Regions from separate parts of the Homo sapiens genome. Here regions 1, 3 and 4 are each linked to region 2. A link is a loop called in an ENCODE intact Hi-C map of the cell type or tissue named here. Cell type or tissue: endothelial cell of umbilical vein. All regions are shown on one strand. Region 1 overlaps CRIM1 (cysteine rich transmembrane BMP regulator 1). Region 2 holds the start of LOC124907753 (a long non-coding RNA gene). Region 3 overlaps FEZ2 (fasciculation and elongation protein zeta 2). Region 4 overlaps CRIM1 (cysteine rich transmembrane BMP regulator 1).

Region 1 (8,000 bases), 140 kb before region 2:
TCATTACAGGGTGTCCTTATGTTCCTTGTTTCGGTGCCCCTGGCTGCTTTGAGGGGGAAGGGCCATGTGTACACACTTACCTCTGCACTTGCAGATAAGACAGCCGTGACTGTCCTGCTGGAAACCCAAGGGGCAGATCTTACTGCATGAGAGCTCTGGACATTTCTTACAGCGACAGATGTCACAGCCGTGCTTATTCTTCCTGGGTAATTAAAATTTTGTCAGAGGTCAGAAAATCACAAAGTCTCAAATGATGCCCAAGCACTCAGACCAAGGGTCAATAAAGTGATATTGCTATTAAACAGAATGACTTGACTTTTGCTCTCAAAGATTCCTGGAGTGATGGGTAATTAGCTCCCTGTGGCCATTACCACCACTTACTCATGACCAAGGCAGAGAGTTGCCCAAGCACTTACGTGCTTCTAGGATGTGGCTCTCAGAATCTCAATGACATGACTGTTGATTTAATTAGGGAGAGTGGTACACCACAATAAAAAGATGAATGTGCAACTCCATGAATAGGAAAGTGAAGGAGATTTTGTTGGTTTATCTGTGTACTCATTTGTTTCTCCATCCATCCACCCACCCACCCACCTACGATCCATCCGTCCCTCCCTCCCTCCCTCCCTTCTGGAAGTATCTGCTGCATGCAGAAAGTAATTCTTTAGTCAGCAGGTACATAAAAGGGGCACCAACTGCTGCCTTCATCCTGACACTCCCACGTGGTGTCTGGCCAAGAATTCTCTTTTGGTGTGTGTCCTTAACACATGTGTTCTAGCCAGTATAATATTCAGTTGTCCAAGGTGTCCAACTGGGTCCTCCCTGAATGTGCTGACAGGAATACAAAGTGAAATCTACAATCTCCTAAGAGATTTTTCTCCAACATGACGGTTGGATTTGAACACAGCCTTGATTCTGAACTGTCATGATACTGTAGCAAGTGGTTGAAGCTACCTACTATTGTGATACAACTACTTCATTTTATATGAGCAGTTAGGCTAAGACATAATACTCTTATTGACATCATATTCTTATTTTAGGATTAAGAATGATGATGATTCATTATTTTATTTGGGGAATTTTACGGAACAATGTTTCCAATTTAATTATCCAATGAAAATTATAAAGACGACCCCTCCCAAACCTAGAATTTTTAAATGAAGAATGAAAAAGATGACTGACAGAAGATGGGAAAGAGATGATAGGTCTAAGTCCCTTATAATTACTAGCACTAGGCCAGGCACAGTGGCTCATGCCTGTAATCCCAGCACTTTGGAAGGCCAAGGTAGGCTGATCGCTTGAGCCAGGAGTTCCAGATCAGCCTGGGAAACATGGTGAAACCCCATCTCTCCAAAAAATACAAAAATTAGTTGGGCATGGTGGCGCATGCCTCTAGTCCCAGCTACTCGGGAGGCTGAGGCTGAGGCTGAGGCTGAGGTGGGAGGACTGACAGCCTGGGAGGTTGAGGCTGCAGTGAGCCATGCTTGTGCCACTGCACTACGGCCTGGGTGGCAGAGCACTACCCTGCCTGAAAAAAAAAAAAAAAAAAAAGAAAAGGAATCTAGCACTACATAAACATATCAAATTGGAAAGACAGATTGAAATGAAAGAAAGACAGCAAAGGGAAAAATATAAATTAAGGTGATTTTTCTAAAGGCATCAACCTGATATAAAGGCAAATATAGGTGCTTATACAGACACGAAAGAAACAAATATGAAGTGTCTATTTCCCCCCCTGGAATAATCTAGATTCTCATGGGGTTTGACTCAATAAAGTATATTAAAAAATAAAAGTAATGGCCCTTAGCTCCAAGAAAATTCATAAAAATCTAACGCTAGATAAAGAAAAAAATACGAAACGCTGACTAGTTCCAAGGTGAGACACCTAGGCATGGCAGCTAAGGATGCACTGTATTTCAAGTGAGTGGGGGGTCGGTCTTCAATTGATCTTAAAGTATGTGTTAAATAAATGATCACAAATAGACCTTGGGACAGGTGTGAAGAGTTGTAGCACTTCCAACACTGGGACCTCACAATTCCATCTCCTAATCTTGCCAGCAGTGTCTAAAGGACTCTGCTATGGGAAAGTCTCATATAACAGGCACAAAGGGTGTGTCTGGCCCATGTCCATAAAAAGTAAAAGTAAAACTTGATTCTTTTTTTTTGGAGATACAACCTTCTCCCTGCTTTCTGAATCACCTAACAAAACAAGTATAGACATTCTGGGCTCAATATACCATAGATTAATTCACAAACAACATATAAAACAAAATGTGTAGAAACATTTCACCAAGTTGCACTTCATAATAGCTTTTCTGAATTAACAAATACGTACAGCAATCCAAGTGGACAATACTTGTCACAGATTATGGGTCTGCACTTCTTGGGCCTTGGGCGGCACTCACAGATCTCACAGTTTTGGGCATCAGTAAGGAAACCGAAGGGACAGTTCAAGGTGCAGCCTTGTTTACGTTCTGAACATAGTTCCTCGGCTGTGAAGACACAGAGACGGCATGTTTCTTCCAAAGATGAACAGAGCAGAACACTTCGATGCTGAAATACGGTCCCTGAATCCTCCACTCTTCCACAGATCTCAATTTCTCAGCTCTACCATGGCACTGGTTATCATTAAAAAGCATAGACTGTGCTATTTCATGGTTATCACATGACTCCATGTTTTGGTAATAATAAACAAAATAAAGTCCAACTTTGAAATGCATAGATTTCTAAAGTGTACTCAAATCTGGTAGGCTCTGAGTGAACAGCAGGCTGATAACTATTACAATTAATGACTGAGATCATTTTTCCATGAACTTTATAAATCACTTCAAACCACTGATGACCATTTACATTATGTGGGAATTAGAAATTTACAGTCCAATTTTCATTATATGTTTTATTTCTATTGCATGTCCATAATAATGCATGTCCTTTTTTCTTTTGTTGGAGACAGAATCTCTCGCTCTGTCATTTAGACTGGAGTACAGTGGCGTGATTTCGGCTCACTGCAACTTCTGTCTCCTGGGTTCAAGTGATTCTCCCACCTCAGCCTCCCAAGCATCTGTGATTACAGGCATGCACCACCACGCCCAGCTAATTTTTGTATTTTTAGTAGAGATGCGGTTTCGCCTTCTCTACTAAATGTTGCCAGGTTCTTCTTGAACTCCTGACCTCAAGTGATCCGCCAGTGTCAGCTTCCCAAGTGCTGGGGTTACAGGTGTGAGTCACTGCGCCCATCCCATAACGCATGTTTTTAAATATCCACATGACAACTACTTTTATGGGTGTTAGATGCTATCATATAATACTGCATATTGTATGCAGCATAAGGGATTTCTTACTATTACTTTCAAAAAAGTACATCTTTTACAAAATGATAGTAATTAAAATATTCAGTGTTACATTTAGATATGTTTTTTCTCTATGTGCTGACAAATACCCCTGTATTTGGATATACTTACATAATAGGCTTTTTAGTTCACAGGCTAAAAAATGTGTGTGTTGAAAAAATACTCATATTAAGGTTTAAGTAACCACTATTTGAAGTGTTCAAAGTATCCCGTTAGCAGAATCTGGAGTGATGTTTAACTGTCCTCTGCTAGTCAGTTACAATACTATTTTAGAAGAGCAAAAAGGAAAGTAGCAATGGTGACTAGCAACATTACTGAAGTTATTAGCCTAATAGAAGTCTTCTAAAATGATTTTAAAAGGTTATATAGGGCTTACGAGAGAAAAGGGAAATAGAAATGTTTAAGGTTAAAAAGAAAAAAAGCATGCTTAATTATATAAAGCAAGCAAGTTGAGACCTGTGTGAATTAAATATAGAATTTGAAAGACAATCAAATTTAAAGAAGGGAAGTTAATATGGTGATGGCCAAAGTACAGCAATGTTTGAATATTGTTCTACATGGACTGGTGAAATGGGAAGCAGAGTCTAATTATTGGAATGATGAACAAATTTTTATTTTATCTGGCCGTCCTTTAAGCATGAATATTGTAATAACACAGAAGTCACTGGGAAAAACAGAACGCATCTGTCCCCTCAAAACACACTTATATTATAATCTAAAATTAAAACTTAACTACAATGAATAGGTGAAATGGGTCCGTGTTTTACATAAATATTTCAAGATAGCATCTTTTGTGAATCTCAGTTGGCAATATTTGCATATTTAATTTGCTATCTTTTAAGAAGGAAAATGTGATTTATGGTGTAATTTTCTACTCTGTCATTATCATAAACCTTTTATTACACATATAAATATAACCTCATGTGCCTGTATTACACTGTAAAGCAACTGATTACTAATTTGCATCCTTAAAAGAGAAATTCTAAATGGTTCATTTAGAAATTTGTAATTATATGACTTGAAAGGTCATAATTTTTCATTCCCCATTATTAAGGGAATGGTGAAAAAAGAAGACTTTATTAGTCATGTTTCTCTAACACAGATGTCAATTGTGAACCCATTTTTCTGTCACAAGAATGCTTAGGTCATGGCTACAAATGAATTATGTTGGGAAACAGATGAATTAAAAACACCCTGAAAACCTCCCAGAGTCAGTCAACATCCCTTGGGATTAAATTCCCTGCAATTTTGGAGCCTGAGCACCTTGGTGCCTTTATTTTTCTGGTCCTGCAATAAAGAAGGAGTTTTTCCACAGACCTTGATCTTGAATGTGCTTCACCTTTAAAGAAAACTGTTGTGTCTCCATTCAAGTTTAAACAATGTGATAAAAACTAGTCTGTAATCTACCTCTGCTTTGCAATGGAATGGAATTTCAAACAAAGGCTGGTACATTTAAATAAAAATACAGGACATTCATTAGAAGGAGACTGGCTATGCCTCCTAGGAGTGGGATGCTCTAGTGCTGCCCTGAATTGGGACCATTCTCCTGCATGTTATGCTCTGGCCCATCTACATTCAGCTTCCCAATAGAGGGAGCTCTAGGCCCAGGCCCTAGTATCTTTAGGCACACACTGTATAGGGACAACCATGGTATTTGGTACAGAGTGGGTATTCAACAACATTTGCTAACTAAATGCATCAATCAATGTTCTTGTTACCTACTCCTCCACTGTCATCAAGACTGCTATATTATCAGAGAAATGACAGCATGAAAATAACTTACTCTGATAACATTGAAATTTTCCTGAAATACTAGCACTTGCCAAAACATCTCAAAATACCATCTTCTAGTTCAGAAATAGACAACATTAAAAACTGGAAGGTAGTCCTAAATCCACATATGTCAATTATGAAGTTTTCTTAAGAGAAATGCATCATCATAGCAAACATTTAAATAAAGAGGAGACTGACTGCGGCTGGCTGGAACCTGTAATCCCAGCACTTTGGGAAGCTGAGGTGGGAGAATTGCTTGAGGCCAAGAGTTTGAGACCAGCCTGTGCAACATAGTGAGACCTTGCCTCTGCCAGAAAATAAAACATTAGCTGGGTGTGGTGGTGAGTGAATGTAATCCCAGCTACTTGGGAGGCTGAGGCAAGAGGATTACTTGAACCCAGGAGGTCGAGGCTGCAGTGAGAGCTGTGACTGCACCACTGCACACCAGCCTGGGTGACAGGGTGAGAACCTGTGTCTAAAAAAAAAATAAATAAATAAAAACATAAATAAAGAGTAGAAAAACAGTATTCATAGAAGGGTAGGGGTTTATATGTTTGTTTGTAAAGCTTTAGTACATCACTTGAGGCAACCACGCAGAAAAAGGTGGCTTTATGTTCCTAATTTTTCAGCGTCATGACTTTACCGTGATCTAAAATTGCTTTCTAATACATGGGGAGAAGTTACGATTGAAGAGAAAGTGATGAACAATGGCAAAGTACAGGGCCTGTACAGCATGGCCGGTCGATAGCAACTATGTAGTAAAACTCTGTTCATTCTGGAAAAATAGGAATGTTTGCTCCTATGCTCAAAACGTGACACAGCTGTCGGGGGCGCCATTCATTATATATAAATACAACGTAACCTCCATGGAGAACACACTGTGGATGGTGTCCCCTAGAGGAGTACTGCATACTTCTTTGCTGTAGTACAGCAGGTCCTCAAACAGCAATGGTTTTGTTCAACATCATTGTGTCATAACTTTTAGGAGGGGAATAAAAACCAGTTCTCGGTTGGGGCCACTCTCTGTGTGGAGACTGCATGTTCTCTCATGCTGTGTGGGTTTTCTCTGGGTACTCTCACATCCCAAAGATGTGCACGTTAGGTGAACTGGGGTATCTACATGGTCCTAATCTGAGTGTGTGTGTGTGTGTGTGTGTGTGTGTGTGTGTGAGAGAGAGAGAGAGAGAGAGAGAGTGTGTGTGTGTGTGTGTGTGTGTGCACCCTGCAATGGGATGGTGTCCTGTTCAAGGTCGATTCCTACCTTGCAGCTTGCAGAGCTGCTGGGATGGGCTGTGGCCACCCTCAACCCTGGACTGGAATAAGCAAGTTGGAAAATAAATGAGTGAATAAATACAAATTCTTATAAAATACAAATCTGTTAAAGCAGGTGATAATCACACAAACGTACAACAATAAACACTGCAGGACAACAGCGTTCAGTGAGCCTGCCACACTGGGTATGGTATGTGTTTGAACTGCATGGCAGAAGGAGGTGCTCCTTACAATGTTTGCTTTGCAAACATTTATTCGTTGATTCAACACAGCACCACTACAACCACTATCACTCACTGATTCATTAAAAATGGGGAATCATCATTGTACTTGTTTTTTGTTAACCTTTCTTAAATGTATATATAACTCATGCTTACTTTAATTGTTACTATTAGAAATGTTTTAGGTCTTTATTTAGAAGTTTGGTGATGTTTTCGTGACCAGAAATATATGGTAGGAACTTAACTCTTGTTTATATCAATTAGCCTCTGGTAAAACTGGTTTTGTTACATGTCATTCAACACAGCACCACTACAACCACTATCACTCACTGATTCATTAAAAATGGGGAATCATCATTGTACTTGTTTTTTGTTAACCTTTCTTAAATGTATATATAACTCATGCTTACTTTAATTGTTACTATTAGAAATGTTTTAGGTCTTTATTTAGAAGTTTGGTGATGTTTTCGTGACCAGAAATATATGGTAGGAACTTAACTCTTGTTTATATCAATTAGCCTCTGGTAAAACTGGTTTTGTTACATGTCATTTCACGTAAAGTCATAGTTTCCAAGAATCTACAGAGGATGTTAAGTGAGGACTTAGTGTATTTTAAACTCTTAGATGCTGGCAATTCCTACAAACCTATTATCAGTTCAGGATGGCCATGAAGTTCCCAAGACTACTAAGTAAAGAAATGCAACATTACAAATGGTGGTCCCAATTTTGACCCTGATAGGTGTTAGTTTAGAATTACAGTGAAATAAAACAAGGAGCCTGCCTCCCTATATTTGATGCTGCAACCTTCTTGTGATGTTTGATTCAGATACATATTTCATGAAAAATATGAAGGCTCTTTCCTCTCTGCTGACTGATGCAGAATTCTACAAGTCTGCATCAGTTTCTAGAAAAAGCACTATTAATGTCTACAATTAAAGAATGTTAAAATTGGAAGAGAACTTACAAATAATCTGATCAAATCCACTTGATTTAAAGATGTGTACACTAAGATGCCAAAAGACTGATGCTACTTAATTCATGCAGATGCCTTTCATACAGAGTTTATGTAGTAAGCAGGTATATTACGTCTATTAGCAAAAGACACTGGTTAAAGAGCAATGTTGTTAAAAGCTTGTATCTACAAAGTGTTAGGTTACTAGTTGCTTTATATCATTTTAAAATCATTTTAGTTTTAAACTTTGTTGCTATCATACTTTTAAAAACATTTTTTATTCTAAACAAGTTTTTGAGGAACTGAGTCAGGGATAATGTAAACTTTCTGTATGTCCTGGAGTACTACTTTTCTTAGTGTTACAAGAATGTTATTTGTTACCGATTAAAACGGCAAATTACGTTATGTTCAAATGAAAGAATTCTGTATCAT
Region 2 (8,000 bases):
CAAATCCATTTCACTGTAAATGAATTTAAACATTTATAATCACATTGGTTAAGAAGCTTTTGGCAATAAATAAAAACAAAAACCACTTGAAGCTTTGGTTGAAGATCAACTGATTAAAGAGGAACTATATAACACTGGAAACAATCTATTGATTCCCACCTTGAAGTTTTATAAATTGGTTCCAACAGGAGCTACAGGCCCTATGTTGGGGTTAAGCTTAGGGAAGTCCAGGCCCTCTCTCCCTTTCTAAACCTTTTTTTCTAATGGGTGTCAGCTTGCCTTACACCTCTTTATTCATCCTGGAGACACAATTTCAGCATACATATTTTGGTAGTGGTGGTTATGGTGGGTGCCAAATATTTATTATTGTAGAACATAAATGACTATTAAACTTCAAAATGTTTATTTTACATGCTTGCTGACTTTAGCTAATGTCATTATCCTATGATCCAACTAAAACTCTACAAATACACAAGGTTGAACTGTTAAATTTGCTGTGATTTCACCTTCAAATTAGTTTTTTAGTACAAAGTATGCTCCCTTAAGTCAATATGTTGGTCCAAAAAGTATTTGTGAAAGTGTAATAGTGCATATTAATCACTTAGCCACATACTGTGGCTTAGAAAGTCTAAATAGGTACTCTTTCCAACTAATAAGCAGCCAGGTTCAGGGTTTTCTGGACTATGTTGATTGGTATATATCTTACACTAATTATATCTTCAAAGATTTATAATTCAGAAACAAAAATTTAGTATTAAAGAGGTAATCAAAATGTTTGTCTTCCTTTTGCTAATCTAAAGAGCACTTAACATTTACATAAAATATATTTGAAGCCTGGTGATTTCATTTTGTATACCGTTTATGCAATTTGCTTTGCGGATTTGTATTTTTAAATAAAGATTGCAGAAATCAACCTGAAATATTACAACAGGTGCTATATACCTTCTGAATATGAAACCAGTATGAGTTGCATTATATGAGTCAATAATAATACAAGGAAAAGTCTATTTTCCTGATACAATTTCAACAAACTTAATCCTGATAATGATCCGAAGTTTTTTTTCGAATTTTGTAGGTCCCTTGCTGGATAACGTCTAGCCCTCTGGTTTTAATTTATAAGATGGTGGAAGTGGAAAACTGCTTTACATCCTTGGAAACAACAGCATATGGCATATGCAAAGCATACGGCATATGCAAAGCATACAAGTTGCAAATTCATTTTGAAGTTAATATCTAGTACCCATTTAGAACTTAATTATATCCATTTTTCATACTAAGTAAACATCTGCAATATAATAATATGCTACAAAAAAAAAAAGCAACAGAATTAAAATGTCTCTACCTGGAGAGCTGGCTATTTGCACAAAACCTACAAATCGTTAGTTAACTTTACAAAGCTTCCATACTCTTAGAGTCAATACAGTTCTGGTGATACTAAGCACATCAAAAAAAAAAACATCAAGAGCCACAGCCCTCATGCCATGAGCCTAGGGATCAGATGCACAGGTAGTGAGTGGTCAGATGCTTAGTAAGAAGAGATGACACAATCACAGCTATCTGTTTGGAGCACGCCCAGGCACTCAGGAAAATAAATTCCATTACGACTACATAGGATTTTCTCTTAAATAGAATTTTTTTTCCTTTCTTGCTTTTTAAGTAGTATGGAAAAGAAAGGGGGAAAGGAAATGAGGAGTAACACTGCAGTCAGTACAACCCAATTGCTTGACAAATCATAATAATGAAGACAAGGTAGCAACATAGGACAATGTATTTGATATAATGTTAGATGGGGATAAAAAACATACACGATGGGTGTGGGGGGAAGGATGTCTACAGAGTAAGACTAGGCAGGGTTATACACAAAAACATGAAGCTAGTTTTTGTGTTTGGAACAAGAGCATTTTAGATAATTGTTTCTTCTATTTCCCAAACTGTCTAGTAAAGTTATCCCTTTACAGTAGCATTCTTTAAAAGATGGCAGTGGGCCCAACATTTGGCTCCAGCACACACAGCTAGTGATGGGGAATACATTGAAGAAATAAAACTACAAAGAGGGAATTTAGATAACACCTTTTTCTGAGTGACCCCTTTAATAAGGGGCTTCGGTCTCCTTTCACGAGGCAAGGCCTCTTCCCTCATGCAACTAAGGTCCAAGAATCTTTGGGCATGAAAACTTCTAAGGAATATCTGCATCAATCCTTTTTGAGTCTACCTTTCTTGACACATAGTATGGGTAGGACATCAGCAACTATAAACCTGGTAGGTGCCTTAGGAACTGCCGAAGAGGAGACACAGGAAAAGACGCCCACGGCTTTATGTAAGCCACTTAGGAGACAGACTACATGTATCTAATCTATGTAAATTAACGAATGATGGCCAGAGGCAGATTTTTTTTTGTTCTGTTGGAATTAACAGAACCTAACAGCTTCAGTTTGAAAAACATACTCCTATTACAGAAGAATGGACATAACAGACTACCAGGACACGCACATGACCCTGTGAGCAATTTTTGCATGGGTGTATGTTGTACACATGGATGCACATGCACACATCACATAATCTCCAACGTGTGCATAGCTGTCCACTGTAATGACATTTTCTCACTGTGACAAAAGACTGACAGAGAATGCCTGCATTTCCACACATACAGGTTCAGGGATACCTTCCCACGGCCATTCTGCTGGTCCACCGGCTCCGCAAATGATGACTTCATTTCTACCTCTCAAAATGCCCCATCGGTTTGCTTTCTCTATCACAAACAAATGTGACCTTTTCTCCCCAAGTGCCATCTTTGGGTACAGCTGTAGGAACGATAGGCCAGTCAAAGGCTGGTTCAAGCAACTGATTTCCCCAAATAGCTCTGAGAGGTTCTTGTCAGGACTCAGGTTAAGCCAGCTGTCTGTATCACTGAAAATGGTACTTGCTGGTTGCACTTCACACCCACTTCTCTGGTTCTCTCCTTCCAGGAAGTCTATTTTTCAGTTACAAGAACTGTTTACTTTGGCTTACAGGCTGATGGGCACTCCCTCCTTCAAGAGTGTTTCCCAATCCTCTGCCTCCATTCATTTACTCTACTAATGTCTGAGGAAAAGTGTGCTATTCCATCAGCAAGAACAGTTCTGGGTCCTTTACCCACACCCTCGATTTAACTGTGGGATCATGAGTTTTGAGAAACACACACACTTCTCATTTTGGCAGCATTTGCCATCAGCTCAAATACTCCTTCTGCTGATAAAGTCTTAGAGAAGGCAACACTGAAAAGAAAACATACCTGCCTAGGAAGTCTGGGAACAGATTTTTAAGCTTTTTTTATATGAAGCCATATAAAAGTTTTAAAAATATTTTTAACGAGTTATAGGAAAATCATCAGTGGACCCTCAAAAAATAACCTTGCTTAAATCTTCACTGTTCATTGCCACTGTTCATTATGGACAACCAGAGCTCTACAGCTATAACTTTACTTAGCCATCAGTTCCAGCTTCTCTCCTTCCCTTTCCTAAAACTTTTGTAACTGGTGATGACCAATAAAAGGATCTGAAGTGGGCTACTGGGAAAGCCACCAACCATACACTAACATTATCAACAATTTCCATCAGGTATGAGATGAGCATCGTAAACTTGGGAAAGCTGAAGGGCCATGCCGCAGCAGAAAATTAAACCTGCCCTAAGAAAATGGGCACATTGACTAAAGTGATAAAATGGCACAGGTACCTGAACTTATATCCAGGAGAATTCTGCATGTGTCTTTGACTCTATATACTTTATCTTGGCCAAAACTCTCTATCTTTAGCAGCTGAAAAGCTTAGCACCAAATGTATCAAGGTTTTAATTTGCTATGTATCCTTAAGTTTCTAATGTCTTATTCCATCTTAATTTGTAAACCTCCTTAAAACCTTTAGAAAAACAAACAAAGAACTTATAACTAGTGCTACAGAAAAAACAATTCCACACTGAATGTGGAATTACTAAATAACAAGTTGGGGCTCCAGCCACTAATCATCAAAAATTCCTGTCTCTGAAGTCATAGGGTTTGGAGTAAATCCAAACGGAATTTTGCTTTCCTAAATGCCTTAAAGTGCATTCCTATGGAATTCCTGCTCGAACCATTGTGAGGCATTTTAATTATTCCCAGTCACACACTTCCACCCTCAGGTTGTTGGCTTAGGATTTCCTTCCCCAAAGAAGCTGTACAGTTAAAAATTCCTTAGGATATCTGGAGATCACCTGAAGCAGTAAACAGGTTGCACCACACTGCACTTGGCACTCACATATTGAACATTCAGTACATGTTTCTTAAACTAAACACCCTCCTGATTAATCAACATAAATGTTTGTTAAGACACAATCCTGGATTAGCTGAGAATTCAGAAGTCTATTTTGCTATCACCAAGTCATGATGATATGGTCATCTGAAGTGTGTTGATAATTTATAACCGATTTATCAGTTATTGTTTACAAGCAGCTGATCACCACAGTATCTCAACCGTTTAGTATATCAGATCCCTGGCAGTCAAGAGAAGGTTACAAGCAACCACCCACGAGGAAAATTCCTATAAGCTGATAAGGGGTTAGTGAATGAAAGATGACACCTTTATGACAAACTGACAAGAAGAAAAGTCCACACAAATAAAAATTATCTTTAAATATTTGCCAAAAAAATACAGCTGAAACTAATTCATCATGGAAACATTACAAAAAATTCTAAGACTGATCGGCATGAGCAAAGTTAACCAGTTTGAGCTTCCTCCTGCAATGCTATGGCTTCTCACTGGGATTCTCTTAACGGGGAGTGCCATTCGTTTCAGTTTCCACAATGCAGACCAAATGGTTCGATGAAAAAGTTTTTGTATAATATCTTGGATGACCTTGAGTCTAGATTTAGTCAACAAATGCTCATTGAGTTCTTCCTGTGTGCCAAGCGCTAGAATAACACACAATCCTGGCACTCAAATAGATCACAATGAGGCAGAGAGACAGAAATGTGAACTCTAACACAGTATGAAAAGTGCTATAACAGGGGAAGGAGAAAGTGCTATTTATGGTCACTGGGGGATGGGGGATGGGGGATGGCATTACTTTTTCCTGGGCAGGGCAGGAAGGCTTCACAAAGGAAAGAGCATAAACTGGCAGGGCTTGAGGGATGCCAACACATATTAAAGGACGTGAAGACAACTATGGGGGCGTCTGAAACCTGACACCACACCCATTTTCCAGTTGCTGGCCTTAGTTGCTGGCCAAGTCTTTGGTTGCACTAGATATTAAGAAGAATGTGTTGACCACATCTCCTAATTTTCTGAGCTCTCAAAGGGTCTTTGTCCAAGATACACTGGAAATAAAGTTGGAAAACCTAAAACTTCAGGAGCAAGATGGTCAGGTCTTTAATTTAGGGGTCTAATTTTCCCTTACCTGTGGGCTTTTAGTAATAACATGCAGACTGCTAAGGTCCTATGGGAAGTTAAATGCTTATTATACTAAGATTAGAAGTAGAGGGGGAATAACTATGCATATGAAATATGTCCCCTCTAAAGAAAAAAAGTTCACTGTTCCTTCTTAACTAGTGGTCATCCTTTATCCCTTCTCTCTCTTTTTAGCTCCTAATACCATCTACTTTTCCATTCTCTCAAGAAATATTATCACTCAAGCATTTCTGACTCAAGGGCATTCACTTACATATTCACACACAATTTTAAAAATATAATAACCTGGATTATTTTCAGTGCCAAACATAGCTGTAATTATGTATTTCTTTTGGACATGCTTTATGTTATTAAAGCATGTAAATACTTTATCTCCCTCAAGTTTTCCAGCCCTCAGTTGGCAGAAAGTCTTTTCTTTTTCCTTTCTCTTTCCAAAGCAACTAATACAATTTCCTGAATAGACAGTCAATAAACTTGGTTGCTGAGGGCTCACCTTTTCCCAGGGCAGTGTTTGAAAATAATTTCATCTACTGCCAACAAAAAACACCTCTGGCTTCTTTCATTTTACTTATTTACCTACAGAGGTCTTCCATTTCTCACTGTAAATTTCTGCTGCTTCTTTCTGCTGTCACATTTAAAGTTTCTGCGTAAGGTCAAAAACTGTTTAATGATGGCATACTATTTAAAAAAAAAAAAAAAAAGCTTTTGTCCCAATCACTAAGAAATAAGTCAGCAATATTCAGAAGCTCTACTTGCCCACTTATAGATATCCCAATTAACAGGCAGTTTAAAACCCAAAGCATCTTAATTAGAACTGTTTTTTCAAATGCAGTAAGTAAAACAATGTGCGACCTTTTATTAAGAAGTCATTTTCAGTTTGCTGATCTACAGAGTAGATACTACAGTCAACTTGCTTCAAGCTGGGGCGTTGTTTCCAGCACATCCATAATACAATGCACGGTATTCTTTGTCTGTGTTGTGCCCTCAGCAACTGAAAAAATACACATGCACGTGCACACCCTACATCCAATGGCACAAAGTTAACTACACATTCAAAGAAGGAATTAGCTTCCTGTCTCTCAAAGAGTATTCCCACTCAGGGGCCCAGTGGCTGATGCTACAGAAATAGTTCACTACCCTGAGTACATCTTTTTAGGCCAGCAAATCTACCACAATCTTGTACAGATCCTTGTTGTATAAACTTTTATCACTTTCCTCACATTTATCATCTTCTCGAATGTTCCTATATGGCAACATTTCTGACCTATATTACATATAACATTTCATATGTTCCTATATGGCAAAAAGTTCTGTAGAAATGTTTGCAGGTCAAAAGCTCCCCCTGCAAACATTTTTACAGAACTTTTTGTCGTTAATGCAGACACTGTTATTGGAAGGGATCCTCACAGAGGAATTGACTCTTGCACCACCTTCTGTCAATGGCTGGGTTGCCCAGTAGCTGGAAAGCTGTGTGCACTCATCCTTGCTGGAAAGAACATGGAGGCAAATGTTAAGACTGCTGGAAAGCATCTTTCCAATGGCTTTCAGGACACTTGAGATCCAGCAGGCACTGGGCTGTGGTAGGGATTCACCAGAGGAGGAGGGCCAAACCACAGCACACAGATGTGGGCAAGTGGGGTCTCTAACTCACCTTCTAACATAGACCCTTCACTACAGCAAACACACATGCACTCATGGGCTGCTTTGTAGAGAAATGCTGGGCCCTTGGCATGCAGATTCTCATTACTGCCGCAGAGGTTTAAAAGTTCTTAAGCTAATATGCACCAACCAACCTGGAAGAAAAGCAAATAAAGACCTATTTATACACCAGAAAAGAGTAAAGGAGACCCTAGATTGGGCAAAAGCTCAGGTTAGTAAATTAACACCACCCCATCCCAGAAATCTAGCCTGGAAGAGAGACGGTAAGATCTGGAACAGGATTTAACTTTTGATATTATCTTTTTAAAATGGAAAGAAAGAGCAAGCCATAGTACAACATAAAATGTTTATCCAGTTATTAGTAAACTTTTAACAATTTCACAGATTGGAGTGAAAAAAAATTTTCTGGAGCAAAAAGCAAAAAGTATTACAGAAAACTAAAAATTATCTAAGTTTACATACCTAGGAAATGGTGGCTTAGGTAACTGCGCTGAAAGTGAGAATCATGGAAGAGAGCTATGTAATAATTAGCCACTGAGTTTTCTCATATGACATACTCCCAAATGGAATATTTCACATTCAGCAGACTTATTAATGAATAAATGCCCAATGGGAATTAACTAGTACCTCATTCTGGAAGGCTGCTCTTGGCAAAAAATGTAATAACCACAAGGCAAACAAGCTGATTGCTAATATACACTGGAAGCCGTGCTGGGCATCATTTTCTTTCGAATAATGCCTATTACTTTAAGTTTTAGAGCCGCAGGTTCATACTACCTAACCTTGCTCAACGTCCTGCCGCTGGACAACATGCAAAGGAAGGGTGAAGTTTCTGGACAACTTTCCAAGCTTCGCAGTTGGCTTGTACTTGAAACATATTTAGTGAATATTTGCTGTCTCACATACAAGCAAAGAGCTTCCTGG
Region 3 (8,000 bases), 190 kb before region 2:
CGCCACCGTGCCTGGCGAATTTTTTGTATTTTTAGTAGAGATGGTGTTTCACTGTGTTAGCCAGGATGGTCTCCATCTCCTGAACTTTTCTTATACTACTATTAGGCAAACATTAATTGATCCACAGTTGTGTCCCTGGCATGGGTGTTAAGGATGTAGAACCAATTTCAGTTTTCCAGGAATGTGCTGCCCATGGGTTGCAGATTGAATGATGAACCATCCAATGTGCTTTAGTGCGGTGATTCTCAACCAGGCCAATTTTGCCCCCCATGGGACATGAGTCAATGTCTGAAAACATTTGTTGTTGTCACAACTGGGCAGGGTGGGGAAGGATGGGGGTGGTACTGCTGGCATCCTGGTGAACAGAGACCGGAGGTGCTAGTGGAGATCCCACCCCACTACACTGACCCCCGTGACAAGAATGATCTGACTGGAAATGTCAGTAGTGTCAACGTGGAGAAACCTAGGTACAGGGTGTGATAATTGCTATATTCAAAACAACTACCACGTTTTTAGTGTTTTCTGAGCCTGGCTCTGTTCTGTGGTCAAGGTGGACATATATTACTATTGCCCCTAGCTAGGTTTAGGGGTCTGGGAAGGCTGAGTTGCACCCGGAGGTCAGGTAGAAGGAGGAGGGAACAGGCACAGACAGCAGAGGGGGTGGTGTGTGCCACCACTTGGAGGGGACAGTTAGGGACATCTGGGGAAATGCAGGCTGCTCATTATGGTGAAAGCTAGAAGGTGAGGGGGCAAGAAACTCAAGAAGAGGCTATGGAAATTGCACAGTGGAAGCTGGAAAATGGATGGCGTCGTACGACATTCTGAGGCACCTGGTTTTTGTTTAAAGGGTTTAGAGAACCAAAAATGGATTTTAGGTCAGGTAGTTACATGTTTGGGTTTGTCTGTTTTGGAAGAGAACTTCAGTGGTTTCAAGGAGAACTAATTGGAAGGAGGCAACTGGAGATAAGTTAATTAGGAGGCTGTTGCAGCGATTTCATGTAAGAATTGAGCCAGGGAAGTGAAAGTAGGGATGGAAATATAAATAGTTGAATTTCAGAGATATTGGTGAGGTTGATTGTTTCGGACACCAAAGAAGGGAGGAGTTAGGGTCAGGTCATTGATTGTTGACGAGGGCAAACATAGATAAAGCACATGTGCCCCTTCCCCAAAGGGAGGTATGTAAATCTTGTCAGCAGTACCTGCTTCTAGCTTCAAGTCCAGCAAATGAGGGGATGTCTCTCTTTTCCGTCAACCTATGGTCTGAAAGTTAAGCCAGCCATTGCAACACATTGGCACACAACGGGGGAGAGAAGACAGGGTTGCTGCAATAACATCTTATAAAAAGGAGGAGAGAATGGACATATTCCATAGATGCTGTGTTCCATCCCATTGAATGAGAATTGCAAGACCTCCTGCACACTAGCTGTGGCGTGAACTCCCGAGTTGGCCCGGTTGGCTGCTTTTGGTTTTGTTCTCTGAGAAGATCTCCCTTGTCCATTGTCCTTTGTGGCTCATCTAGGATGGGTGTATACGTCATATTTCAGCTCAGATGTCATCTCCTCAGGCAGCTTTTCTCTGGCGTCCGAGTAGAAAGTAGGCATCCAGTTTTTAATCGCCTTGCTGGAGCTAGGGATAGGGCATGTGTTAGTTATCTGCAGCATTCGCTTCATTTACGTGTTGTGCTTTTTGTGCCCCCTTATGCTGGAATGTAAGGTCAGGAGGGTGGGAGGGGCCTTGGCTGATGTGTTCACTCTGAATCTCTAATACCTGGAATGGTATCTGGCTCAGGATGTTTTTTGAAAGAAAGAGGAAATGAATGAACGAGGAGAATAAAATGCTGAAGGAGGAACCGGTTTTTAAATTTTTTTGTTTGTGTTTTGGTGGGGAAGAGGACATTGAATTCAGTTTTGGATATGAGTTTTAGAAATATTGATATTAAATATAGACAGGAACATAGGCTTGTCAATAGGCCATTAAACATACAATAGGTACAGATGTCCAATTGGCCATTAAACATGCAGAGTGAAGCTCAGGGAAATTACAGTAAAGATAGCTAACATGTACTGAGCTTTGCCATGTGCCAGTCTCTGTTCTTAGCACTTTACTGATCTTAGTAAAGTGGAGCTATCAATTTATGGAAGCAGAAGATGAAGCTATTGATTGGTAATACCCAGAGGGGGTGCATGATAATTAAATAGGGACAGAATCCAGAGGCACAGCAGCATCTGAGAGGTGAGTCAAGAAAGAGGCACAAGATCCTAGGGAACACTGGCATTTAAGGGATGAGTGAAGAAAGTGGCCCCTCTTAGAAGAAGCAACTAGAGAGCAGGAGGGTTGGGGTGAGGGAAATCTGGGAGAGTGTGGTGTCTCTGAATCCAAGGAAGCGGTTCAGGGAGGAGGGATTCCTGGATGTCTCAGAGATCTGAAAAGTGGCCGTGGTCTTCCAGATCAAATAAATGATGTTGGGAAGAGCTGTTTCAGGAAAACCTTGGGAAAGGAAAGAGGTTGAGGGTTTGAGAATTTCGGGATGCTGTCAGGAAGGAGCTAGTAGAGAGGGAGAGTTTGGAAATGCAGTGGAGGGAGAATATTGATGCTGCCTGACTTCTGGGGAGGTAGGAGTTGATTGCAACTGAAGCGTTTGATAGGAGCACGTTCTCAGACGTAGATTTTAGTTTTTTTTTTTTTTCTTTTTTTTCCTGTAGAACCTTCTGATTTCCTTGTTCTGTAATTTTCCAATGGATCAAGAGGCGATTGAACTGTACATGCTGCACATTGCTTCCCTGGTTCATTGCCAGTGAAAGAGCTGGGGACAGTAGGGTCTTGTCAGCTGCAGCCACTGACTCAGCAGCCATCAGCAGCAAGGACAGAGGTTCTGCTGCATTCCTTACTTTACCTTCTTTCACTGGCATCAGCTGTTAGTTTTGTTTTTCCAGGTTACCTTGGCTTCCCATGGGGTTGCATTTTCACTAATTTCCCCTAAGCCTAAAATTCTGGTGGCACAAAAGCCATCTTTCACAAGTAGTCAGGCTGTCAGTAGTTGAGATGGCTCAGTAATGTCTGCAACCACACATTTAATAAAGAAAACCTAAATTACATCTGCATGTTACGAAATTGAAACTGCATCAACTTTTGTTTTTTCTAGTGACAGGAATTGGCTTTCTGATTGCGAAAACAAAGCTAGTGTTTTTGGAATGTGCTTTCCAAATAGAAAGTGTGTCTTAGTTTCCTGATAGGTGGATTCTGAAACTTTTTATCTAGCTTTAGATTTTATGAATTTGTATCTAGCTTAAACATGCTCATAGATAATGGAGCCAGGTAATATAGACTAAGTACTTAAAAACAAGTACTCTTCTCTTTGTCACATTTGAAAGAAAATATATTTTATGAAAATAATTTAAAAAATAAACTGACTTGGTTATTTGAGAATAGTTTCTCATAATTGTTATTATATACTCTGAAGCCTAAGATGTTATCTCATTTGATAATCTGCTTAAAAAATATGAATGAATTATGATAGCATTGGAAAAATTTACAGAAATAGTTTTCTGTAGGTTTTTGTTTTATAACTAGCCTCCTCCATCAAAGCTAATAGTTATGCTTTCAGTGAAGTGAAGAGTAGTCAGCAAAGTATCTTGACTAGACATTTGATTCTTGCTGAAGCAAAACTGGCTTGCAAATCTGGGAAAGGCTAGGTAGGGAAGTTGGATGGTTTAGGAGGAGAGGCATATTTGTACAGTCTCCTGTAAGGTAGTAAAATTTGGAACTCAGATTTTCAGTAACTCCATAGAGTTACATGACTGATACAGAAGCACATAGCTCCCTCAGTGATTCAGCCTGTTGGCATTTCTTAGCTTTTTGTTATCAAGACTTCTTTACGCTCTTAAAATTTATCAAGGACCCCAAGAAACTTAATATTAGCCATGTTACAAATTAAAAGTGATAAAATTAAAAATATAAATTCATGAAAAATACCAAAAATAAATTCATTATAAAGAGCATATATTTATGAAAAATAATATTTTACAAAATCATGAAAAAATATCATTGCTGTGCATTTTTGTCAATCTCATTAACATCTGGCTTGATTAAAGACAGCTAGATTCACAAATGTGCTTCTGCATTCAGTCTGTCATTTGGAATATTTCACTGTAAGTCATGAGAGAATGAGAGTAAAAAAGACAACTTATATTTTAGTAGTATTAAGAAAACATTTTTGAACTCCTGAACTCCTGAGAGGATTTCAGGGACCTCTTGGCAGGAGTTGGGTGGGAGGGGGTCCCTGGACTACACTTTGAGAACCACTGGATGAAACTATATGTATTTCTTGATGACCATTCCCTTGGTTTCCTTTCTTCTGCCCCTTGGGGCCTGGTAAAATATTCTTTATGTTGACTCCTCAAATGTGTTTACTGATTTAAATTTCCTCTATAAAATTCCAGGGGAAGGAACCATCAAGTGAGTCAGGCCTTCACTTCCTTTTCACGAAGCCTTTCCCCTTAATTAGTCATGCTGTAAGAATCCATCTCACTCCTTTGACTCAGCCGCCATAGAGGTGCCACCAGACGCTTTTTACTATGCTTGATGACATTGTAGACTGGTTACAAATCAAGATAAGTTGTTTAGGAAAAAAATACTCCCTTTTCAGTACAAAGAATTCTAGGAAGTCTTGGAGGTTGCTGGGAGAAAGAAAGTAGAATTGTTTCCTAGAAACGGAGTGGAAAAGTCTTTGGAGAAGTTTTTGGGGGCCTGGCTGGCACATGGGATCCACTCTGCTCTCCAGGAAGCGTATGCCATCTTCTAGTTCGCATTTCTGCACCAAGGCAGTGGCAGGTGGCCCGAAGAGTGAGTGGGAAGCAATAATCAGCTCTCCAAGTAACAGCATTTTCATTTGCTAAATGTTATGTTAATGTTCTCCAAACTGATGGTAGAATTATACAAACTTAGGCTGAAAATACGCATACTGTTCATCTTAAGTTTTCAGACTTCTGATAAAATGTAGGTAAATAATATCAAAAAGTATCTTAAAAATTACACAGTAAATTTTGTATAGAACAAATATGTGTACAACTTACAACATTTACATTGGAACAATTAGCTACATCAGAAAAATGCCTGCATGAATATAGTAGCATAAAAACAGTTGCTTTTGCATTTAACTTGCAAAGAAATGGAAGCAACAGCATTTTAAAAAGAGCATGGGTTTATGTGCTTTATCTGGATGAGTAGTGGCATTTTCTAACTGCTTGCCTCTTGGGCACATAAGTCATCATGGTACATTCTTACTAATAGACTTTGAACTTCTTTCTCTGTCCTTTTCTTCTGGGCCGTATATTGCCGCCTTTAGCGCTTCAGCATGGAAGGGATCTCAAATGTCATTCAGAATGGCCTCCGCCACACCTTTGGAAATTCAGGTGGAGAGAAACAGGTGCTCGGTTATCCTTATTTTCCTCATTCTCTGCTTTTTCATTTTCTGTGTAAGTGAAGATCCTGAAAGCTGGTAGTTTACTAATTTACTAAGACCATTGCTTAACGAGAGAAATAAAAGTTTATTATAAAAGTTCATTATATTTATAGTCTTGATAATGAACAGAATTTCCCTTTGAGGAAAAAGCATTTTTCAAATTCGACAATAGATTAAATGCATTCTTAAGACGTGTTTTATAGCTCCATTTTTCACTCTTAGTTTTAAACAAATATTAACATTTTAACATAATGTATTGCATGTGTAGAAAATCTGCTTGTGAAAATAACTAAACTAAAATATGTGACTCTAATTCTAAAAGTCTAAGTCGCAAGATGTCATTTTTGGGGGAAGAAGGCCAGATGTCGGTATGTTTGAGACTAGAGTTCTAGGTCAAAAATATGTATAGAGTGTATCTTACCTCCTTTAAATGAAATTCATGTGTTTTTAAGGTGTATTGCATAGTCAGCCAACTCAGTTGTCTGCCAAACGAGGCATGCGACATTATTTATACAAAATTATACACAGATATGAATATATAATCAAGTATCTAGCAATTTGCTTTTTATTCACATTTTTGTATAATGATTGAAGGAATATCATGAACATGGGAAACATTCACATTAATGGGTATGCTTAAAATTACCTTTCACTATATGAAATTTTCACCTTGAAAAAGAAAAGTCTTTAAGTTAGCTCTTCTGTGCAGATTAAGAAGGTGTACAAAATGTAGCTTGTAGGAAGTTTAGCAAAAGAACGCCTAGATCAAATGCCTGGAGTTTTTACTGCAGGTAGTTAAGTGTTTCTCCGGAAGGGAGATCATTCCTATTAAAGAGGGAAGCCTCACACTGACATTTGCAGCTCATCAATGAGCTCCATGAAGGGATGTTTGAGTTTTTGTTTTCATTCCGTTGCCTCTCACCTCTCTCAACCTCAAAAGAAGACAAGGAATCTTCCAGACTGTCAGTGGAGCAGGGAGGCCTGAAGATGCAGCCAGGTAGCCAGAGAGCGGGCCAGGGTGCAGCCGCCTGGTGCCTCTCCAGGTTGCCTCACACATGCAGAGTGAAGCCAGGAGGACATCATTTCTGGCCTTTTGTTGTTGTTGTTCTTTACAAAGAAACATTCGATTATACAATTGGGCATCACCTGCAAGAAGTCTACGTCAAAAAGACGGTGGGACACTTAACGTGTCTCAGAGATTGAACTATGCAGTTTTACCACTTTTCTGGACTTAGGGATCCAGTTACTGTAAAGCAGCTTTCTTTATCCTGTTTTTCAGTTATGGGCAGGATAAGATCACTCAGTGAGGATTAGCCACAGAGCTGAGATTTAGGGCACGAGGTTAAATAATGGGTGGAGCTAAGAGATTCCAGGTAAAAACCACTGGCTTTCTATATGAGCATATGTGAAATGCACGGAACTATTTTTTTGGTGGGATGGTAAGAACAGGAAAATCTGGACAATCATTTATGGATTATGCTTTCATGGGATTAGTTAAAAGACATGGCGCTGTTACTTGTGAGCCTTTACAAGTAGTGAACTAGGAAGTTTATCTCAATTTCAGACATTAATTTTCATTATTCATTTCCCCTTAGGCCATTCTCTACTTTAACTTTTCTCCTTTAATGCCTAAAAACGTTTACAATGACTTACCCAATAATTTAAAATAATAGTAACGCATTTCTAAAACGATTTAAGTGTGTCTTTGTTAGCTTCTGAAAGAAGCTAGTGTGTGTTTTTCAAAGTTGTCATGTTATATATGTGGACCATTTGTTCAACCAGAATAAAAATGGTCTGAAACAGAATTATTTTGCTGTTGGAAATTACTTTATTGTGCAGAACTGTTAAAACTATGTTTTTAGTTTAAATTGCTATTTTTAAAATGTGTTGAAAAATATGCAAGTAGAATGTGAGATAATACTTCACTTTAAAAATGAACAAATTGAGTAAACCATCCTCAGACTTAGTCCTATGAAATTTTCAATAACTGAAATGCAAAAAGGTGGTTGTTTCTGTTGACATTAGGTTTGTATGAAGCAAATAGAGGTGGGCAAAAAAAAATGAGCTCCATCTGAGATAGTAAGATAACTTTATTCCCATACAATACCTGTGTTTTCATTACCAAAGTAGCTTGTGTTTTATATTATCAGATAGACCTTCTAGTAACAGTATCAAATTTTTTGCAGATAAGGTAATTCCGATTTAAGTGACACTTTTTTTTTTTAAACTTGGCAGTATTTGACTACAGTCATTCCTTATGAGAAAAAAAACGGACCACCGTCTGTTGAAGATCTTCAAATATTAACAAAAAGTGAGCAAAGACAAAATGAAACTATTACCTGATTTCCTTTTGCTGATTGGTAAACACCTGACTTTAGTTGGCTGATTTTGTTGTTAGTGTTTTGTCAGTTTAGGATGTAAATGATGCATATAATTGTTTATTTTTATAAGAATGAAGCCAAAAATGGCTGTGACATTAAATACAACAGTAACTCTAGTGTTGATTTGTACTTTTTCTGTTTTTCTTACCTTGTGAAAT
Region 4 (8,000 bases), 110 kb before region 2:
CTAGATCTTTAGGGACAAGGGCAAACTCATCACAGAATCATTTATACTACTTTTTATCTTTGCCAGTGTTTCTTGCCACTCTCAAGTTGAAAGACACAGAAGACCTATTTCTAAAAACTGTCTTTAACGAGCAGATCTCAGTGTTAGGAAGTCAGGGATCTCAAACATATGTCAACAGTAAGAGAAAATTCAACCAGTACTTTCATAACAAGAATTGTAGGGGCTCCTCATGCAATGAGTCATGTTCTTAGTATCTCTGTCACAGGACTATGGGACACACCCCCTGTGGAATTCGTCTAACATAAAATCTCCATGGAATCTTTTAAAAACTTGATTCCCAGAAAGGATGAGAGATTTATGGCTTTGAAAAGATCTGAGCTTGCCGACCCTCTCCGTATGCAAGGCCCGAGGCCATCCCAAGTGGATAGCTTATTATCTCCAAACATATTACAGCTTCCCTAACAAATAGAGACTCCTTGAATTGTTTTAAAAGTGAGCTGACATGCAGGGCAATAGCTGTCCATTAAGGTGAAAAACAACATGATCTCCTGTCTTCCTACTGATAGGCAAACTAAGGGGGTTCAACCACCATGCAAGGCACAAAGGCACAGGCACGGGCAAATGGTAGGCACTGATTATACATAAAGAAGCACATAAATATACCTCATTAGATTATGTAATAGATCCAAGGCAGTCTCAAATTATATCATGAATGAATACTTTTTTAAAGTAAGGAAATGGGGATCCAGGTAAATTTTAGCTAGAAAAGAATAAGCTGCAGTCAGGGATGAGGTAAGCACACAGAACGCATGCTTTGAGTTCTGGTGCTGGTCGAGCGGTGGCTTGCAAATCAACTCTCGGTTTGCTCCGGCAGCCAATGTGAAAGTTACATGATTTGCAGGGTCCACAAGGATCAAGTACTTGGCCTTAGGATCTTGAGGATTCTTAGTTGTGTTTCACTAGGCTGCTGCAAAGTAAGAGCTGGAGCCTGGGACTGCATCTTTTTACTGGCAGCTAGCATTAAATTCTGTGATCTCAAATGGTCCATATACCTGAACTAGGCTGTTTCAAACAAACCAGATAAATCCAGCTAATCTCTCAGATGCGAAAGTTAAACTCCACTGAGGTGTAAACAGGTATTCTGTAGATATAAATGGTAAATAAAAATTTGGTCAAACTGCTGATCAACTTAAACTCAAAATATTTATAAAACAAAATGCATGCTTTCTGGCAAATTTCAGAAACATGTTACATGTCCCGTATTGCTCAAAGCACATCAAATTTAGATTAAACTGATGGTATGACCCCTGGACCAAGATCTGGCTTTGCTGAGTCCCCTGGCAACAGATTTCCCAATCTGCATTCTGGGAGCTCATGCAGGGGAGTATTTGGGGCTCTCAAATTAAGAGGCTGATAGGTGGGTATGATGCTGCTCCTGCCACCTCATCAGCCACCTGTGATGGGGAGACCCACACATGCGCAAGAGGCGTTCTTTAATGGACATTTCCCCTCTTTGAACCTGTCCTACGATTTTAAAATAGTATTGCAACAGATGGTTTATATGCTTGTGTGACACTGTATCTTCAATAATCAGATAGATACAACACAGAAAAGTTCTAATGGGGGTTTAACAGTGACTCACTGGATTTTTCACTATCTTCAGTGCTAACCCTCATATATTAAGCAATGTGAAATCATTCTGTTTTTATAGGATATACTTAAGACTATACCAGGAAACAGTATGGTATAACTAGAAGTGGAATTGGATAACTAAAATACTAAAAATAAATTATATTAGAATCGCAACCTATTTTGACCTGTTTCTGTAGGCAAATTATTTTAGTCTAATGTATTTGAAAAAAATGTTGGAATAGAACACCTGCAATTTCAGAAAAACGTTGTAATACAGTATATGACCATTTAAATACATGCCTCTAATCCCTAGAAGTCATAAAAATACTATGTAGTAGGTGAATTGATTTTTTTTATAAACACACCAGGAGTTATACTTACAAATAAGTGTTATTGATAAAAGTACTCACTTTTAGAGGCTATATTCTTATGCCAAAATGCTGTTCATGTTAAAATTCTGTTTGAAACCTCTTCATAGTTGCTTTCAGAGCAAATTACTATGTCATAGAAGACAAAGTGCCTTTATTTTACTGTCACTTTTTGCTTCCTCTAAACAGTTTTACTCAGCTAGATCGGCCACCTTTTTTTTTTTTTTAAACCAGACTTCAACATAAATGACTTTGGCTATTTCCTAGAGTCTAATAAACCTTCAAAGTCAAGGGTTTACAAAGCTAAGGATATTCAAAAGGATGTGCTATGATCTCTAAAGTCAGTTTCAAAAGAGAGGCACCAAAAATATTCTGAATGACTGTATCCCTGGAGTAAGTATACATTTTTCCCATATAACTTGTGAAAGGAAAAACACTTCACTTGAATATGTACATTTTAGTATGTTTAAAAATAATTTTATTATCTGGCGGGACCTTGTGTTGGTGGGAATAAACAAACATGCTTCATAGGAAAAGTGTAATCAGGTGCTATAAATACAGGAGTGTTGAGTCCAATGAATTCCTTGGAACTGAGGCAAACAGTAGGAGATGAAGATGAGGATTTTAAAATAAGATGGTCTCATATAGCCATGTTAGGTAAAATGGTATCTGTTGAACATTGGGCAGTATGATTACTAATTAAAATGTTAAATTCTACTGGGTAGACAAAAGCTAAAAAGTAAACCAATTCTGCTATTTATCAATGGTTGCAGCATAAAGAAGATGGAATCTTTTCTTTTTAAAGTCTGCAGGCCTTTTCTGAAGGGCATGTCTCTTAATAACCTTCATTAACTTCTGTTTGGTTGCCTAAGAGTTGTCTCATCCAAAAAAAGTTTAGCACAGTCTCAAAAGAGATTGTGTTTATTTAAGCTTGTTGGAAAAACATTCCTATCATTTCAAGAATGACTAAATATTTTTCATTCACATAGTTAGCATTCCAGACTATGTTTTCCTGCCTCTGTTGATTAGATGAAAATTAGCAGGCCCAAGTCTGATCTATTAGATGCAATTATTGTCTTAGTAGGAAAATTATGAGACTCCCAGCAATAATACCCTTTTAGGTATGGGAAGTAGACAGCAGAGGAAATAAAGAGCAACCCACCCCCTTGCACGCCACTTCAACAGGGAAATACTTAACAGCTGAGCTCTGTAAACTCAGGGGCAGAGGAATTTCTAATCATGTGTTTCAGAATTAGCTCTCAACAATTCTGAACATTTAAGGCATTGATCAGTTTGGTCATCTAGCAAATTAAGAGTATAAGACCAATCTTCATTTTTACTCGTAAAACTTGGTTCAGTATGACAGTCTTACTCAAAATCAAGTACAAAGAGCAAGGCATTACCGACACAAGCAAAGACATGCTGGACTTGGAGAACCAGCAGCAGAACTCCTAGGTATAAGTAAGAATAAACATTTCTTCTCTATTAAACTACTTCTACAACATTTATTTCTACACTTGTTTAACTATTAATGTAAGTGGTGGATCTAACATGTAAAGAAAGCCACTCATATAATGTACATATTTCTATATAGCTGTGAAAAATCACAAAATCTTGAAAGTGATATATTAAGGCTGGATGTGAGTGTCTTTTGCATTTACTTTACCTATATTCTAGTTTTATTGCAAATATGTAAAGACATTTTAAATGATCAGAGAAAAATCAAAATATGACAATATTCAACATTGAAAAATTTCTGATGTTTATGTTAAAGACCTAGGTTAAGAAACAGTCATTTGCTACGCATTTGTTACCCAACATATGACCTTATTTGGACAAGCAAAAAATAGACTGTGTTATATTTTAATTTCCATTTATGGAACTAGTTTCCAGGACGTTTAGAGTTAAAGGATAAAACACATGCCTAACAGTCTTTAGGCTATTACGAATATTTTATTATTCTTGGCTTACTAATAATAGCATCGTATATGGCACTGAAGCAATACCACCCATAAACTGAGTTTTGATCCCTGTTATGTACCAGAATGTTAATAACATGTGACCCTATGGCATCTTTGACTTCACTGCCTCTTGGGGTCAGCCAAACTATGTTTGACTCCGTGCCACAAAAGCAGTAGCTTAATCATTTGAGATACTGTTCAGTGAGGAAGCATTATGGGCAGGGCTGGAAACATTTTTTCTTGTTTCAAAGAATTCCCACCCAGATATGTGCCTGGTACAGACTTTTCTGGCAGCCCAGTGGAAATCTCATTAGAAGGGCAGCTTGATTCAAGCTATATCATCAGCCTTCAGGGAGAGAATATAGTGCTTCCATAAATTTGGGATTGATGAAGAAGACGACAATATATTTGACAGCTCACAGAACTCCAGCCTTTTAGAGGAGCACAACTTACAGTATTGGGTGAGCTGAGACTGAAGTGGCTTACTAAATCCACATAGGTCAAGACGTGCCTGACATCCAGTCTTCAACACTGTCCCAAGTAGGACCAGGATTCCCTAAGTAAGAGATCCAAGAAAGCCAGGTGGCAGGAAGAAAGATAGTGGATTTTTTGGTTCAACCACATTCCATCCTAAACCCAGAATTAGAAGGAATCCATGCACAGTGAATCTCTTATTCCTCTATCCTCTACTTCAAGAGTTAAGTCCAGGTTAGCAGAATTATTAGGCCTGAAACTCAGCTGGGTATCTGATAATATGTCTGCAAATAGCAATTTTAACTTTTTATTAAGAAGAAAACTTAAAAAATACTGAATACTATGGACTCTGATATACCTCTCATCCAGCTTTAACAATCTACAAATAACTCTTTGACTTCCTGTTAGAGATAGAACATGGATTTTGCTTTGTTTTCAGACAGACAGAAATAGTAGAGGGGAAACTACCCATTTGCCCAACCGCTAGCACGGAATTTTTTTACTGGCAACCTGAGTATAATTCTGAATGCTACCTTTTAAAATATTACCTAAGTTGTTCCTAGTTCTTGAAAAGTGATACTCTGGTGTTGGCTTCAAAATCCCTAAGGTCATCAAAATCATCAGCTCCTCCGTGCAGGAGATGGTGCACCTAAGGAGGCCTGAAGAACACTCAGATCACAGTGGCCACCTGGGCAGGGTCCAGCCGCAGCCCAAGATGAGAAGGCAGATCAGGTCTGACATCAAGACTTCAAAGTCCCCAGGAAGCTCTAATCTCTTGCATCAGGTGTCACAGCTAAGCTGGCCACACACCTGTCCACATCTCTTGAATTTTTCTTATTGAGTAATCACGGGGATGTTATAGATGTCATGTAGCCAAAACTTCCCTCCCCGATACCTTATCTTACCTTCAATCACAAAATAGATTTCTAATGGAAATGGCAACCTCTCCTCAGGATCCCTCTGACATTAAGAATCAGCTTTGGCAGCATTTATACTTGCTATTATTGAAAAAAAAAATCAGCAAATAATTCTCAATATCTAATGACAATGTAAAAAAAATCCTTGCCCGTGTAAGTAACTGAAATGCAGTGGCACCTACACCATGCACAAGGCGTCTTAAAAACAGTACATTAACGTGGCAGCAAGCATTAGCCTTAGAGGGTCTGGGAAGCCCCAGTTAAACTCTGTGATTCTGGACTTCAGGGGCTGAACTGGGACAGAATAAACCACAGAATACACATCAGTCTTGGAAGGCCCATGAGGCTGACACAGGGATGGAGCCCAGAGCTGAGTGCCCATCAGAAGGGTGAACCGTCAATGCAGGAAACTGGTCCAACTGGCCTGTAGACATGTAGGCCCACCTCATGTCACACACTTCCATAACACTCTTACTTATGTTCTCAAAATGTGTTTTCAGTGATAAGCATGCTGACATTATTCTTCCTTCAACTAGTAGATCAGGGGTCCCAATGGCCATCAGCTTTTGACGCTCTGGTTAAGGTAACCCTGTATCAGGGTCTGCTCCCTCACTCAACTAAAAAGAAGATCTGTATGAAGGGTCTGGTTGGGACTTCCTGCTCCAGTCTTTCTTTCCTCCTCACTGTCCTCACTTATTATTTACTCATTTAAAAATTTTGAGCATCTACTTACACATCACATGTTGTTTTAGGGATTCAAAAGAATATGCCAAATTCTTTCTTTACAGGGGGATGGAGCCTCTTTCAGGGTATAATGCACTGCAGCGCAGAGGCACTGTCCATTCAGGGTCCAGGGTCTGGTCCTGGGGACACACTGTGCTGTCACTTATGAGCTGTATGACCCTGGGCAAATTACATGGCCTCCGAACTTTGTGTTCTCTGATGGTAAACTGGGATGACAGCACCCATACCGAAGGGATGCTGTGAGGATCTCAAATTAGTTGCTCCTCTTAAAGCACTTAAACCTGACACATAACAATTGTATGAAATGTTAGCCACTGTCATTAAGGGTTACAAATAACAGTGGCCCTGCAGATGAAGACCTAATTCTGCCGTCCAATCTCTTTTTTGTTTTTAGTTTTTAAGGAGATTAAGGCTGTGTCGTCTATGTATGCCATTCAACTGAAAACTTTATATGCTATTCCACACGTTTCCACCCTAGCTCTTCACAGGGGTCAGAAAATAAAAATAATGAGATCGATAAACAAGAGATGTAGAGAAAAGTCAACAAAGCAAAATGTGAGAATATAATCAGTTAACAGACTGGAAAGGCTTATCTGTATACCTGAATTGGGTGTTGACAATAACTTGCTAAGAATTCATCATGAGAGTACTTAAGTGCCAATTTAAAAAGCACTTAGGTACTTGTGAATCAAGTTAGCTGTCAAGTAACAGCCTAGTCTTTAAGGGCCCCCAGGTTCATGTCCCTAGTCCTCCAGGAGTAACCAAAAGACACATTATCTTGTCATTTGGAAGGTATGTGTCTCCAGTAACAACAGCCACAATAAGGTTCTTCCTCCCTGGAGGTCCTAACACGCCATATTTAGTGATGCTGTTAGTTTACTTAGAATCTAAAACCACAATCCTTGTGTGGGGTCCTTTCATCTAATTTCATACTCTGACGATGTACCTAGAGACTGTAGCTAATAGGGTAAGGGCCAACACTGGTTACGCAACTGTGCACAGAGGAATTTATTGTGTGTATAAACTAAGTAAATACCAGTGTTTCTGGTTTTCCTCTAACTATTTCTGGGTGATTGCTTATTTATTGCACATTAACACCTTGCACTTTTTCTTATTTCATACAATCCTTTTGCTACTCTGAAATCATTTGAAATTATATTTAAGTATGATATTGAATGACTGCTGAGAAAAAATGTCTTCAAATGATCCCAGAGACTTTCTTGGACCCTATAAACTAAGCAGTAAGATCCATTCACCTTGTGTTATTTTGTAAGTTTATTATTAGTAGCCATAAATAACCCTTTAGTATCATTATCTTAAGCTGTGCACTGTTTTTTAATCCTATACTAAAATAATCTGTGTTCTTATTATTAATACATCTTAAAATGAAAGCATTATTGGAGAGTAAATACATTCATATGAAACTCACTACTCAACTAAGTTAAAAACAAAAACAAGAAAAGCAAGATAAATTATTTCTGAGAACCAGAAAATGGAATCTTCTGAAACGTTTGATGAGAGATCAGAGCCAGAGCATGAAAGAGACAGAGAGGAAAAAAGGCCAGCAGAACTTTACCGCTGAAATGACAAGGATGCTGAGCTCTGTTGAGGTGGAGGGGGCTGCCCAGACCTGAGGCTCTAGAAGTGAACTCAGGGATGCATCTCAAAGGCATCTTTCCCCTGAGGTCTTCAAACTGCGAGGAGACAGTAGGTGGACGATCACATTCAAAATACCTGGAGTAGTTTTCAAACTGCAAAATGATTTCCTCCCTTGCCTCCGCTGACTGCCCTCACTCCTCAACAGAGCCAAAAGCCAGAGGTGAGTAGAGATGGGTGAGGACACTAGAAGCAGGGCATGAGTTAGGCTGGGATGCTGTGTGGGGCAGGGGAAGCAAGCACAAATG

Evidence for each region. Peaks named below come from ENCODE experiments on the same cell type or tissue, not always from the same donor. Only the 100,000 strongest peaks of a DNase experiment are listed, where the experiment ranks them.
Region 1: a loop joins it to region 2, with 2.1 times the contacts of the local background. A loop is called at or near these places in 3 of 110 quality-filtered maps.
Region 3: it touches region 2 in a loop (2.4-fold over the local background); 2 of 110 quality-filtered maps call a loop at or near these places.
Region 4: a loop joins it to region 2, with 3 times the contacts of the local background. A loop is called at or near these places in 5 of 110 quality-filtered maps.

What each region holds. Positions count from the first base shown.
Region 1 is chr2:36,504,475-36,512,474 of GRCh38, reverse strand. It overlaps CRIM1 (cysteine rich transmembrane BMP regulator 1), which reads right to left. Exons shown (of 17, transcript NM_016441.3): 9 at 2,336-2,492; 10 at 81-202. Among named protein-coding and RNA genes, the nearest start is that of FEZ2, 90 kb to the left of the region's middle. RefSeq lists an enhancer at 4,538-5,082. In endothelial cell of umbilical vein, a CTCF peak has its summit at 4,943 (motif pointing right); a DNase peak (open chromatin) is centred at 4,964.
Region 2 is chr2:36,368,318-36,376,317 of GRCh38, reverse strand. The region is part of intron 1 of CRIM1 (cysteine rich transmembrane BMP regulator 1); the gene reads right to left. LOC124907753 (a long non-coding RNA gene) reads right to left here and starts at 6,100. Exons shown (of 2, transcript XR_007086281.1): 1 at 1-6,100. RefSeq lists an enhancer at 7,491-8,000. In endothelial cell of umbilical vein, no CTCF peak of the experiment used is centred here; DNase peaks (open chromatin) are centred at 4,017, 5,017, 5,837, 6,387 and 1 weaker place; H3K27ac peaks cover 6,016 bases.
Region 3 is chr2:36,558,210-36,566,209 of GRCh38, reverse strand. It overlaps FEZ2 (fasciculation and elongation protein zeta 2), which reads left to right. Exons shown (of 8, transcript NM_005102.3): 6 at 7,697-7,772. Among named protein-coding and RNA genes, the nearest start is that of FEZ2, 36 kb to the left of the region's middle. RefSeq lists an enhancer at 3,933-5,132. In endothelial cell of umbilical vein, no CTCF peak of the experiment used is centred here; DNase peaks (open chromatin) are centred at 1,659, 2,969, 3,749, 4,499 and 2 weaker places; H3K27ac peaks cover 7,940 bases.
Region 4 is chr2:36,481,787-36,489,786 of GRCh38, reverse strand. All of the region lies in intron 7 of CRIM1 (cysteine rich transmembrane BMP regulator 1), which reads right to left. Among named protein-coding and RNA genes, the nearest start is that of FEZ2, 110 kb to the left of the region's middle. In endothelial cell of umbilical vein, no CTCF peak of the experiment used is centred here; DNase peaks (open chromatin) are centred at 326, 3,076 and 4,076; H3K27ac peaks cover 6,845 bases.